Regions from separate parts of the Homo sapiens genome. Here region 1 is linked to region 2. Evidence: read pairs that join two places in POLR2A ChIA-PET (ENCODE). Cell type or tissue: A673. All regions are shown on one strand.

The links. ChIA-PET counts read pairs that join two places held together with the same protein. Peaks named below come from ENCODE experiments on the same cell type or tissue, not always from the same donor. Only the 100,000 strongest peaks of a DNase experiment are listed, where the experiment ranks them.
Region 1: POLR2A ChIA-PET joins it to region 2 with 6 read pairs; 5 of 35 experiments call an interaction of 5 or more read pairs at or near these places.

What each region holds. Positions count from the first base shown.
Region 1 is chr12:96,207,879-96,210,378 of GRCh38, reverse strand. All of the region lies in intron 1 of ELK3 (ETS transcription factor ELK3), which reads right to left. Among named protein-coding and RNA genes, the nearest start is that of ELK3, 15 kb to the right of the region's middle. RefSeq lists an enhancer at 1-277. In A673, a CTCF peak has its summit at 1,092 (motif pointing left); no DNase peak of the experiment used is centred here; H3K27ac peaks cover 746 bases.
Region 2 is chr12:96,363,629-96,366,128 of GRCh38, reverse strand. All of the region lies in intron 1 of CDK17 (cyclin dependent kinase 17), which reads left to right. Among named protein-coding and RNA genes, the nearest start is that of CDK17, 36 kb to the left of the region's middle. In A673, no CTCF peak of the experiment used is centred here; no DNase peak of the experiment used is centred here.

The DNA of each region.
Region 1 (2,500 bases), 160 kb after region 2:
AAGGTCCCTAGTACCCAGCAGTGCCTCCAAAACTTTCCTTTAAAAAGAAACACCTCTAGGGAAGCCTGTTTCAGGTTCTAAGAAAGCAGTGTTTAGGATTTCATGGAGGACCACAACATGCCCCGAAAAAAACAGGCTGTTCCGCAGTCAGTGAAACTTACTAGGATCTTACAAACTGTCTTTCAGTTTGAGCTTTAAATTAATGAGCTCTCAAATCCCCAGTGGGCATCTGGCCCCCCGACCCTCATACTACTTTTGATTCTTATGTTTCAGAGGCCTTTGCTTGAATGGAAAATCTTTTCCCCAAATTTTTGTACTATTAATATCAATACAATTCAATCCTGTGTACAACAGAAAAAAAGTTGGGGGAGGTCAAGATAAACAAATCCTCATTGCAGCCAAAACCTTAAAAAGTTGTGTGATCTTCTGTGCCTTGGTCAAATGTAGGAAAAAAAAAAAAAAGGAGAAAAAGTCGTGTGAGCTACAGCAGGGATGTTAACTTCTGTATTTCAACCTTCTCCTCTGTAGAAGGGGTAAAGTCAGTCTTATCCTTTACATACTATCAAACTAAAAGACTTCTTGAAAGTATTTGAAAGTAAAAATATGTAATCCTTTTGATCAGTACACTGTATAAATGATCTTTATAATAAGGATGGAACAATGTCTTCAGCTTTAAAGACAGCCTTGACAGAAGTATTTTCTTAAATCTATGGTTGTCAATGTAAGAAAATGTTTATTTACTTACTTTAAGATGGTGTTACAAAAATCAAAATAAAGGAAATCTTACAGACCACTTCCACTAGAATGAAACCCTAATCTTTCTGATAAACTTGAAAGATTTTCTGTGCTAAAGAAGAAGCTGATGAAAGTCGAAAGTATTTACCCAGTGCAATGAGAACCTTTTTGCATGGATACAAAATGATGGCGGTTTTTCCACATCCAGAAACTGAAACATTTCCTGCCAGAGCATCCTCCAACTCTTCTATTGTGTTGAAACTGTAAAATCTTTCTAAATCAGGACTTCCTCCTATTATGCTTTAGAGGCGTCTTTCTGGGAAGGGTAGATCCAAGGCAAAAGGTAGGAATTCCTGCAGCACCACCCAGTGGAAACATTACAAAAAAAAAAGCAAGATAAAATATGTTTAATAAAAGAAAATCTCATGTGTTAGCTCCTCTCTCAAACTCTTTTTGCATCGATGGCATCCTGCAATCTGTTGTGCTTACAAATGGCCTTTAACATCACGTCTGCCCTGTCTCTGTTTTGCACGTGTGCACACACGCTGCACCACGGCAGGGTCAGGAAGGATGGTGCAACCCTGGGGAGGAAGGGGTCCCAGGTGGGGTCAGGTGTGGGCTGTGACATCACCCCTTCCTCTCAGAAGGATCCCCAAGGGATCCTGGGGACCGGGAAGTCTGCACAGCTGTGCTGGGCACCCCAGTCCTGATGCAGCAATGAGTGTTTCCTGGCAGAGAGGTGCCCAACCATCTGTGCACCTTCCCCTTTCCCTGGCCCAGCTGCACCTGGCCCGGGACCTCCAACATCTGCACAGCCATTCTACCTCCCTGGTTCTATCTTGGAGAGAGTTATAGAGCCTCTTCCTCCCCTTGCAGCTCCTTTCTCCAGTCCCTGCAAAACTCCCTCTGGTGTGAGCATGACTTCTGCTCCCCTGTCCTACCAAGGCCACAGTGCATCTCATAGGCTCCTTGGAGGTCATTTAAATCTGGTTGCACTTCATTTACTGCCTCCACCAAAACTCGTCTCTCCTCACCAGTGCCTGCTTCTCACAATGCATGACACATCAGGCTATAATTTTCTTGGGAACTGGATGAAGCAACAAGAACTCTTGACCCTCTCCCTTCCAGCTCCTTCACAGAAAGCCCTGGCAGTGGCCTGGAGAAGGAGAGACGCCATTGCATGCTCTTCTCAGGAAAACTGGGAACTTTCTTATCTTCTCTATAGAATTTAAAATAACAAAGTAAACTTAATCATTTCTGGATGGTTAAGTCACTAAAAAAACCTGCCCTCTGGCTGGGTGCAGTGGCTAACGCCTGTAATCCCAGCAATTTGGGAGGCCGGGGTGGGTGGATCACCTGAGGTCAGGAGTTCCAGACCAGCCTGGCCAACATGGCGAAACCCCGTCTCTACTGAAAATACAAAACTTAGGTGGGAGTGGTGGCGGGCGCCTATAATCCCAACTACTCAGGAGGCTGAGGCAGGAGAATCGCTAGGAGCTGGGAGGCGGAGGTTACAGTGAGCCAAGATCATGCCACTGCACTCCAACATGGCAACAGAGCGAGACTCTGTCTCAAAAAAAAACAAAAAACAAAAAACTGCCCTCTAACATCAGCCTACCTGGAAAAGTTACCTTTCTCCCTTCGTAGAGTAAATCCACTGAAACTATTTTTAATCCCTCTTTTAAATGGTACACAGATATGGCAAAGGATAACAGTTGGCTGAGCTAGACACTATTTAGAGGATACAATCAGTGTTAACACTTTA
Region 2 (2,500 bases):
AGGCTTTTTGGCCTTCCCGGTGTCTGAAATCTCTTCTCAGAAGTGTTGAAATGTAACCAGCAGTAGAAAAATTTTCCTTACTAATTGTGGAATTGAGTCTGGAATTTGTCTTTTGATTCTGCCAAAGGAGAGAGATTCACAGGCCTACCAAAGGAGGAAGGAGGAATGCTTATAGGTCTCCTGTAGAAGTACTATTTATAGTATTATCTGCTCATATAAACCTAGTTTTTAAAAATAAAAACTTTTTTTTAATTGAGACAGGGTCTTGCTATGCTGTCCAGCTGGTCTTGAACTCCTAGGCTCAAACAGTCTCCCCACCTCAGCCCCCCAAGTAGCTGGGATGATAGGTGCATGGCACCATGCCCAGCTTCTATAAACCTAGTTTAAAAATACGTAAGAGAAAAATCAGATAAGTTGACCTCATTAGGAAATAATTTGTCAAACACATTTTGGTAGCATAGTAAGTGAAATTTGTTAACTTTCATATAATTTGATATTGCTAAAATTGCTTTTAGGTGTAGTTTTTCTTTTGAAACAGATTATCAAGAGGGTTCTGACTATTCAAGAATATTGCTTAATTTCACAAAAATTGAAAGGAAAGGCATTTTGTGTTTCCCTCATAATCTACACATCAACCAGCTTATTTGTGTGAGGTTAGTGAAGGAACACACAGGATTTGCATTTTGTCTTATCAGGGTTTACTAAATAGTGACTCTTGGGTGAGTCTTAAGTTTTGAGCTTTTGTTTTCTCCTTTATATAATAGGAATGGTAAATTTATCTTTTTTACTTCATAGAATTGTTTTAAGAGTCAAATAAAATGATGGATGTAAAGACTCTGTAAACTCCATAAAGCTAGGTATATAGTGATGTTATTCATGTTATTTTTAAATTGATGAATGAATTATCAACTTTGTGGAATAATTATTTTAATGATTGGCATAGGGAAGATAATGTACCATTATCAAATATCTCATCTTTGAGAAAAAAGCAATTTTATTTTTATTTAACATTGAATATATATTTAAGGACAATTTAAAACTCTTTAATTTTTATGGATAAATGTACAGAAAATATTAATATAATGTATAGACATTCAGAAATTATTAGATTGGCAAACCTATTTGTGATATATATAAACAGACAAAACTTCAGTGTCTGAAAATTTCCTGGTAACCAAGTAATGCTTTTGCCAAGTTCTGCACCTTTTTTATATACCTTGATCCTGTCTCATATTTGTGAGGTCTTCCTGAGTCCTTGAATATACTTTATTGCTTTTCCATGGTGCTTGATGAAACTAAAGGTAGGACCAAATTCCCAGCCCAGTAATTTTGTTTTCAAGGAAATTGTTGAAGTTCATTTGTGAAACATAGAGAAAAATATTTTCTGTTTTTAGGGACTCAAGTAAAGAGCAAGCCTATGGAAGTGATTTCCTGTAGTATGTGCCGTATTTCTTGATGGTACTCAGCTGAGAGTGGTTGTTGTAAGGAGGATATATTTAAAGCACAAAGGAGAAAACGATGGGAAAAGAACAGAGCAGCCAAAAACCAAACAGAACACAGCCAAATGATTGAACATAAGTATGATTGGAGTCCTCAATGAAATGGATAGGGGGAAGGACATGAAAAGATGATTGGCGACATTAGTCACCAGGAATATGCAAATTAGAATTATGGTGATATACTGTTCATCAGAGTGGCTAAAATTTAAAAGGTAATACCTGTGTTTTTGAAGATCTGGATTGCTGGAACACATTGCTGGTGGGAATACAAAATGGTGTGGCCATTTTGGAAAACCAGGAATTCTTTAGAAAGTTAAACATACATCTGCCATGTGACTCAGCAGTTTTACTCAGGTATTTTACCCAACAGAAAGGAAGACATTTGTCCATAAAATGATTATACAAGAATGTTCATAGCAAATTTAATTACAGTATTGAAAAACTGAAAACAACCCAATGTTTGTTAACAAGCAAATGAGAATGTGTCATATCCATATAGTGGTGGAATACTCTTAGGCAATAAAAATAAAGAAACCACTGATACACAGAACAACATAGATTAATCTCAGAATTCTTATGCCAAGTAAAGAAGTTACGTGTATAAGAGTACATATCCTTATGTGATCCAGTTTATGTGAAATTCTAAAGAGGATTATGCTGTAAGGGACTGAAAGACAGAAGTTGCTAATGGGGCTACTTGGTTGCCTTCTCGCACTGTGAACCTCTAGCATTTTGAGATGTGTAAAGTTCAAAAAACAGTATTTATGTGTTTGTTTGTTTTGAGACAGAGTCTCGTTCTGTCGCCCATGCTGGAGTGCAGTGGCATGTCTCAGCTCGCAGCAACCTCCACCTCCCAGGTTCAGGCAGTTCTCCTGCCTCAGCCTCTAGAGTAGCTGGGACTACAGGCACATGCCACCATACCCAGCTAATTTTTTGTATTTTTTTTAGTACAGACAGGCTTTCACTGTGTTAGCTAGGATGGTCTTGATCTCCTGACCTCA